Regions from separate parts of the Homo sapiens genome. Here region 1 is linked to region 2. The links are chromatin loops, found by intact Hi-C in ENCODE. Cell type or tissue: OCI-LY7. All regions are shown on one strand. Each heading gives the region's core, and the rest is flanking DNA. Links, peaks and the distances in the headings are about the cores only. Region 1 overlaps RBM20 (RNA binding motif protein 20). Region 2 overlaps RBM20 (RNA binding motif protein 20).

Region 1 (4,395 bases), core at 108-4,107, 52 kb after region 2:
TTGTGATCACTCAGAGTCCGTAGTTTACAGTGGGGAGCATCCTTGGTGTTGTGTATTCTGTGGGTTCGAACAAATGTGTAATGACATGTATCTACCATTATAATATCCTACAGAGTAGTTTCACTGCCCTAGTGAAAATTAAAATTTAATTACACAAATAATAGATGAATGCATGCTCCTTTAAAATATTAAAACATTACACATAAAGCTAAAGTCTCTTTTTTCCACCACTCTCAAACTCAGATCTTGCCCCAGAATTAGTCACTGTTATCAGCTTGTTTGTATGCTTCTATTTGTGCCCCAGGTAACCTTGGAGGATAGAGTGATGATACTAATTACATCTCTGATACCATTGACAAAGGAGCTCTAGGGCTAGGACATATACTGGGGACTTCATATGATTCTCCCAGTGGGCTGAGCATGGTGGCTTAAACCTGTAATCCCAGCACTTTGAGAGGCTGAGGCAGGCAGATCACTTGGGGTCAGGAGTTTGAGATTAGCCTGGCCAAAAAGGCAAAACTCTGTCTCTACTAAAAATATATAAATTAGCCGGGCGTTGTGGCATGCACCTGTAATCCCAGCTACTTGGGAGGCTGAGGCAGGAGAATTGCTTGAACCCAGGAGGCAGAGGTTGCAGTGAGCCGAGATCACCTCACTGCACTCCAGCCTGGGCGCCAGAGCGAGACTCCATCTAAAAAAAAAAAAAAAAAAATCATCCCAGCAACCCTATAAGGTAGGAGGTGGGTACTGTTTTGTTAATAACAGCTTTGATGAGATGTAAGTCACATATCATGAAATTCACCATTTAAAAATATACAAGTAAACGGTTATATATTCACAGAGCTGTAATTCATCACCACTAATTCCAGAATATTTTTATACCCCCAAAAGAAACTGCGTACCCATTAGCAGTCACTCCCCATCCCTTCCCTTTCCCCTTCCCTCATCCTCTGGCAACCACTAAACTATTTCCTGTCTGTGTGGATTTGCCTCATCTGGACATTTCATATAAATGGGATAATGTAGGAGTGGAATTGCTGGGTCATATGGTAACTTCAGATGTAACATTTTGAGGAGCATCCAAACTGTTTTCCAACGTGGCTACACCATTTTACACCAATGCCACTAACAATGAATGAGGATTCCAATTTTTCCACATTCTTGCAGCACTTATTATCATCTTTTTGATTTCAGCCATTCTAGTGGATATGAAGGGGAAACTCATTGTGGTTTTGATTTGCATTTCCTTAGTGACTAACAATGTTGAACATCTTCTCATGTGCTTAATGGCCATTTGCATGTCTTCTCTGGAGACACATCTATTCAAATCCTTTGCCTATTTTTAATTGGGTTATGGGTCTTTATTGTTGAGGTTTTTTAACCCTGTTGTACAGATGAGCACGGCCCTTCCTCTGTGGCAGTGCACAGGGAAGGCAGAATTATTGTGATTTTCAGTTCATATGAAATTCCTTAAGTGTTGGGCTTGAGTTTTACTTCAATTATAGGCTTATCTTTTCTTCCATGTCTAAATAATAATAGTATTCATTTGTTAGTAGATGACAGACACTGTATTCTAAACACTCTACTATTCTAAACAACTCTGCAGAAACTGAGGCTCAGAAAGGTTACATTACTAGCCAAAAGTTACCGGGTAAGAGACCAAGCCAGGGTCCAAGTCAGGTCTATTGACTTCAGGGCTTGTATTCTGAAGTCAATACTTAGCCATCAAAAGAGACAAACAAATCCCGTCTGCCAGTGTGTGTGCAGAACCCGTTTGTCTCTGTGGCAGTGGTAAAACAAATGACCAAACAAAACAAAACTGATGCTGTGATGCTGGACCTTCAAGCTAGTGATGCTTCAGAATACACCACACCAGACTACCTGTAAAACATCTGCTCCAACAGGTTGCAGGCTGCTCAGGTTGAAATTGCTCCAAGCTGGGAGCTGCAGAACTGAAGTAGCCTTTCAGCAAAATTGTGACTTCTTTGTTGAGAGAGGAAGTCTGAAGATGTTTCCTGGGGCCTCACCTCTTACCTGCTATTTCCTGAGAGTGCTTCGTCAAGATTTTCTCAGTTCTGTTTCTGGAGACAGAGCAGGAACCATTGACTTGAATCACGTTAGCACTGTGAGTGGGGAGAAGCATTGACTCCCTGGCTTCTCCCCACAAAGAGTCACCTTGACAGGCCCAGTAATATCCCTGCAGCCATGGGCGTGCTGGGCCATATCGTTGCCCTGGTGGAGGTCTGGCACAAGACTCAGGGAGGGGACATTCTTTCTCTGAAGCCAAAGCAGATGTTTTCACTTCATCTGGGGATGAATCATCTGGGGAATGAGAACAGTAGGCAAGGAAGGCAGGATCACCATTATCACAGGAGATGCTTTATCCGGCACCTACTGTAAGTGTACCAGGTTTCTTGAGGCAGTGCCTGGAAACCTTGATCCTGGTCTGCCTGCATCCCCCTCAGGAACTTGACTGCTTGGGCTCTGACTGCATGCCTACCATGTGTCAGGTCTTCGAGGAGGAGTCCCAGTCCTCAAGGAGTTTAAAGTTTTGGGTAGAGAAACGTGTGGATTGCCAAGTTACTGCAAAGTGGACTGTGATAAACACTGTCACTGAGCTCTATTAAGCAAGTGACACCACTCCATGAACTTGGATGATCATAGCTCTTTCCCATCTACACAGCAGGTTAATCATTCTCACCCTGTGTAATTCACAAGAATGACTCGGGAGTAAATGAGACCAAGAATGTGCCAGAGTTGAGTGTACTAGTGGTGCTAACATTTTGGAATCAGAGATCCCTTTCAAAGGCTGATGAAAGCTTTGGACTTTCACCTCAGAAAAATTACTCTGGAGCGTGCGCTTATATGACTTTGCAAACAGTTTCAATTTCATGGTTTTTATGAACATCCTGAAACCCATCCATGGACCCTTGTGGGGGACCTGTAGGTCAATAACGCCTGTTTCGGTGCTTGTTCCCTGAAGGATGTTTTAAAAGTCCCAGATAAATTCACATTACTATTATTAGGAATCCTATGTTTCTCAGTTACTTCTATGTTAAAAATCTTTCTCCTAAACAATTATTTGCTAAATATCCCTTATAACTAGGTATTATTTAGATTGATGAACTTTAAGGATAAAGCAAAAGCAAGACAATCTGATTGGCCAGATTTGTCTTCTGTTTTGTGTACATGTATAACATAAAATGGAAAACAATTGCAGAGGTGCAGGCTTTAAAAAAATACAGAAACAGAGCACATCAACCTGGATTTTAGGTGTGACATCTTGCTTGGTTGTGTATTTCAGGGGCTGCAGAGCTCACAAAGCTATTGCGGGGAGGCAGCGTTAAATCTGTTGCTCTTGTAAAACCAATTGTATGGCATATAGCTGGGGTGGCGTGTGTATAGGAAGCTGAGAGCATTGGTCACGCCAGTTCTCTGAGACGGGAGGCAGGATTGACAGCCACAGCTTGGCCTCTGTGCTGGGGGTGGAATCTGCTGCGTGTGCAGCCTCCTTCCTGCCCCCCTCCCCCGACCCCATCCTGGCAGGCAGTGGTGCTGAGCAGATGGACCCCATCCCCATCTTGGGGGCAGATGTGCTGCTGACTGCCCCATCTGCCCACTCCTGCTTTACCTCTCCCTCTCTCTGGGCACCTGCCTCCTTGCTCCCCTGACGCAGCCCCTCTGCCGGCCTCTCCCTCTCAGTGGAATGTTCTGTCCCAGGAGGCATTGCATCACTGCTGACCAGCCTCCTGCTCCTGATGACTGGTTTGGCTCTGACCACGAAAGGGCTCAGGTTTGGGTTTCAGGGCTGCTGTGGGTGTCTCTGTCCTAGGTGGCCTGTCTCAGAGTTGGAGATGGTAAGGTCATGATACCACCCAGCATCTCTACAGCATCATATTTTCTCCGTACTAGAGCACTTTCTAAGGTCTCCCCTATCCTCTCATGGCATGGGTTACTGTTCCAAGCATCAGCAATGAGTGAGGCCCTCTATTCACTTGCCTGTCACTCTCAGGGTAGCAGATGGAGGCAGTATTACTCTGCACCCAATGAGAGTTTCACTGGTGCATAGCTTGGTGATTAACCCCAGTTCCTCTACCCACTGGATATGGGATCATGATCAAGTGATGGCCCTCTAAGCTACTCAGTGTCTTTGTCTGTGAGGTGGGACTAACACCCGCTTCTTTGGTTTTTGAGGATTAAATGACATTGTAGAAAAACTACAAAGTTTGGGGTCCTCAAAACCACTTCCACTTCTGATGCCAGTTGCAGGTTCAAGGGTCTCCAAGACCACATTCAGGTGTTAGAAAGTCCTACAGCACTTACTGAAAGTGGTTATAATCAAAGTTATGGTTTATTGCAGGAAAAAGATACAAATTAAAATAAGCTGAGGGCAGG
Region 2 (4,395 bases), core at 227-4,226:
CAGCATTCATCTCTGCTGGGGTTCTCTAATACAGCGGCTGAGAACGGTGCTAATTCCAGCTGCCAGCATGATCCTCCTTCCCTGGCAAGAGGGAGCCCCGCTCAGAGAACATTTAAATACCGTAGAACCATCCCTGTTACAGGTTTCCTTTGGGATGCTCTTGACGCAGGAAATATGGCTTATTCTCATAAATACTTTGAGATGTACTTCAGTTTCTCCAAACTTTATGCATAACAACACGACTGTAACAACAAAAAGGGAAATTCTTGAAAGAAAAAATATTAGCAGTAATCTCTTTGTCAGATTGTTATTTTTCTCTTTTGTGTTCCTTCCTTTTATTTTTGGTCATGTGCATATATTTTAAAGTATCACACATGGTTTTACATTCTATTTTCCTGTTAACATTATGATGTAAAAAGACTTTTCTTGCAGTTGCATCCTCTTCATAATTTAATTTTTCATGATGGCATTGGCGCTGCCAAAGAAAGTCACTTTCCCATGCCAGGAGAAAAGACCATCTCTCCTGTGGCTGCCTCGAAGCCCCCAGGCCTAGAAACGTCTCCAATCAGGAAACAGAAGCCTCCAGTGGATCATCTTCAGGGATCGCTGGAGAACCACGTGGGCATGTACACATACCTCCTCACTGAGCTGACTTACCCAAAGTTATTATTCACCTACTGATGGACAATGATGGTTCTAGTTTTTCTGTCTTATCAATACTATAGTAATGGCTTTCTTCATGCATGTCATTTTGGAATATTTTCTCAGAATGGGATTATTATTTCTAAGCGTATGAATATTTTTATTGCTTTTGATATATTAGCCACATTGCTTTACAATAAAGTTGTACCTGTTTAAAAAGTTAGCAGTAACATAGGAGGATATTGGTCTCACAATAACTAAGCGGAACCACTCTGCCCAGCTTTGAATTCCAGCTTGACACTTGGCATTTACCAGCTGTGTGAACTTCTGCAAAGTATTTAACCTACCTGTGCCTCAGTTACTGCCTCTTTAAAGTGGGAGTGACACAGTACCCACCTCATAGGTCTATTATTGGGAATGAGTATTTGTATATTGCTCAGAACAGTGTCTACCAAAGTATTATGCATTGTGCGCTCGTGAAACAAACACCTCTCCAGCTCAAGATTTTTTTTAAAAAACTAATTTAATAGAAGTAAAATGACACTGTTTAAGATATATATATATATGTATATATATCGACATGCTTATTAACCGTATTTACAAGAAACACTCCCTTTAAATCTCTTTATTGGTAAAGATATCTTTTAAAATGTTAATTTACAGAAGAGATCCATTCTGGTGTGATTATTGATATTATGTAGGAATTCTTTTTCAGCTTTTACAGAGTTGCTATCCCTTTAGGGTGGAGTCTCATCACCAAAATATCACCTGGGACCCGAGGTGCTGAGGCTCATAATCAGCCACTTAGCTCTGAAGACTTCAAATTCACCCCAGAGGGACAAACTTAGGGGGTATTTTAGGGCCCTATTAGGGACTCTTCTTCCTATCTTGTCCGATGACGGCTCTCGGAGGCTCCTGGTTTTGATGTCTGGCATTGCTTTTACCCGGTGGGCTTCAGGGAGCCGTCCCTGCCGCGCTTTGCGTTTCTCCGCGCACTTGGACAGGGTTCTGCCACGAGGGAGGCGATGCCTGGCGCCGCGGGTGGGGGCAGTGGTGAGACTTCGGCCCCTGGTGGCCGGAGAGGTCGCAGCACTTGTCAGTTTATGGCTCCCTCGGCTTTCCCCTTCTTAATCCGCTTTCTGCTGAGCTCTCCGAATAATTCAACCCTCGTGTTTGAAAACTAGAAGCCTGAGAGGTCTCAGCGAGACAGTCAAAGGGGAGGCTCCCCTCGCCGAGTGTCACCCGGGACCCTGCGTCCCCGCTCTGCAGAGACCTTCTCTCCGGGCTGCTGCCGTCCTCCCTCGCCCGGCGGAGCTTCCGTGATCGTCAGCCAAAGCCCCCGGGGCGGTGCGCCGCAGGCGGTCTTCCCGGGTGTTCGCGGAAGCTGCGCGCTCGCGCCCCCACGGTTCTCCAGCGACCCCTGAAGATGCTTCCGTCCGCGGATAGGGGACGTTTCAGACCTGGGGTGGGCACAGCGGTCCCCGGTGAGATGGTCTTTTCTCCTGGAGTGGGAAGGCAACTTTCTTTTGGAGTGCCAGTGCCCCCAGAGTGCTAGGTTGTACCGTGGACTTGTACTTGAGTTTTTCAAATAAAGCTTGACACATACTTAGTATAGAGCAGTAGAAAGCAGGGAGGAAAAACTCGTCATGGGTCCACTATCTAAAATCAACTGATATTTGGAATAGTTCCTTTGCTTTTTTGTCTATACATACGTTAGATTTATTTTTTCTAGTTTTTAATTGTACTATGAAGCTCAACTTTGAACTTTGCATTTTTTCTCTTATTATTATTTTACAAACATACATACTGGCTGCATAATATTCTGTCATGCCATATACAGCCACTCTACTTTTGAATATTTAGGTGTTTTTTTATTTTCATTAAAAAATTCTGCAGTAAACATCTTTCTGGCTAAAACTTGTTTCCGTATTAGGTTATAGTCTCATTATCATAGGGCAGAGTGAGAATGTTTTTAAGGTTCTTGATACATATTCCTGAATGGCTTTTCTTTCTTTTTTCTTTTTTCTTTTTTTTTCCTTTTTTCTGAGACGGAGTCTTGTTCTGTTGCCCAGGCTGGAGTACCATGGTGCAATCTCAGCTCACAGCAACCTCTGCTTCTTGGGTTCGAGCAATTCTCCTGCCTCAGCTTCCCAAGTAGCTGGGATTACAGGCACACACCACCATGCCTGGCTAATTTTTTTATTTTTAGTAGAGACAGGGTTTCACTATGTTGGCCAGGCTGGTCTCAAACTCCTGACCTCGTGATCCACCCAGCTCGGCCTCCCAAAGTGCTGGGATCACAGGCGTGAGCCACCATGCCCAGCATCCAAATGGCTTTTCAAAAAATTTGTATAAATGTTTACTCCTGCTAGCTGTGCTTAAGTGTTTATTTCCGGCCAGCCTCACCAGCACCAGGAATTATGAGAATACTCTTAAGATAATGTCACTAAGGCCACAGGCGAGGAGAGCTTAGAAGGTACTGGCTGCTGAAGTCTGTGTGATCTGAAACCTAGATGTATATTCTGCAATCTGCTTGTTTCCAACTCCCCACATTCTGAGGACAGTGGCCTATATTGAAACTGGAGGAATGAGGTTTACTTGTGTTTCAGGGATTGAAGTGGTACTAGAGGTTGTGTTGGATTGCTAAGTTCAGAGAGCCATCAGAAATTGTTATGAGCTTGAGTCACATAAAAATGGAATATCCTTTACTGTGGGTGGCATAGCTTTTTAGGGTTGGCTTCCTAAACATTTTGGGGAGAATGAATCTACCAGCAGAGAAGCTTTCCTTTGGCAGTCTGAGGGTGTATCTTCCTGAGGCAAGGCCAGACTTGAGGATATTCTAATCCTCCTTCCTGCATTTTTATATTGCAATTTCTTGCCAAACTTGCTGCCTGAAGAGAGACGATATCTCTTTAAGGGTGCATTTTAGTTCATTTGTGTGTCAGGTGGGTGGGAAGTAATATAAAACTCATTTATGGCTACTCAGTCTGCAAACATATTGGAAGGAAGGGCTGGGCTTTAATATCTGTGTAGGATGGAAGTCATTTTTGAGTTATAGTCAATTCTTATGTTCTGTAAAATCCATTAGAAAACCTGTACCCGTATCAGTTCACATATTCTGCACCTGGCTCTCCTGTTCATGGGGAATTGCTTACAACAGGGAACTCTTAAAACCAAGACTGCTGTTTTTGCCCCACTACTTTCAGGTTAGAGCAGGATTCCAGTGTCCTGAAGTTTAAACACATTCTGAGCATCCTCTGAGAATCATTCCCAATTCCAAGCCCATTTCCAGACGATGAGCAGACTTGAATTACATAACCTGTAGCTGCACATTTTTGTCGTGACCACGCAAGCTCAATAATGTCTCCCAAGTCTTGTAGATCACTTTGAAGCTCACTGGATTAATGGTGTTGAATCTGTTTAATCCAAATAATTTGAATTGCATCAGGAAACCTGCATATTAACAAGCTGGTAATAAGTGCAGGCGTTAAGATTGATCACTGCTTAAGTCTTCAAGATCACATACAAGGTCTGGTGTTTTTGAGGCTGTCGATGTACTATATTTTTTAGATTCTTTCTTGATTTCATTCTGCACTCTTGACATTTAAAATAATTTAAATCAATAACTTCAGAATTCTCCCACCGGAGGATATGCCTATTTGATGTGATTGTGTGTCTGTGTGTGTGCACACACTAGCTCTGTATTATTGCCTATGGAGGACATAGAAATATATCATATACTGTCCTCAAGGA

Evidence for each region. Peaks named below come from ENCODE experiments on the same cell type or tissue, not always from the same donor. Only the 100,000 strongest peaks of a DNase experiment are listed, where the experiment ranks them.
Region 1: it touches region 2 in a loop (3-fold over the local background); 8 of 110 quality-filtered maps call a loop at or near these places.

The regions. Positions count from the first base shown.
Region 1 is chr10:110,722,418-110,726,812 of GRCh38, forward strand. All of the region lies in intron 1 of RBM20 (RNA binding motif protein 20), which reads left to right. Among named protein-coding and RNA genes, the nearest start is that of RBM20, 80 kb to the left of the region's middle. In OCI-LY7, for the core only: a CTCF peak has its summit at 4,043; DNase peaks (open chromatin) are centred at 1,304, 2,044 and 4,014; H3K4me3 peaks cover 3,082 bases; H3K27ac peaks cover 3,906 bases.
Region 2 is chr10:110,670,543-110,674,937 of GRCh38, forward strand. The region is part of intron 1 of RBM20 (RNA binding motif protein 20); the gene reads left to right. Among named protein-coding and RNA genes, the nearest start is that of RBM20, 28 kb to the left of the region's middle. RefSeq lists an enhancer at 1,964-2,253. In OCI-LY7, for the core only: CTCF peaks have their summits at 1,733 (motif pointing left) and 1,936; DNase peaks (open chromatin) are centred at 1,709 and 1,969; H3K4me3 peaks cover 1,311 bases; H3K27ac peaks cover 1,154 bases.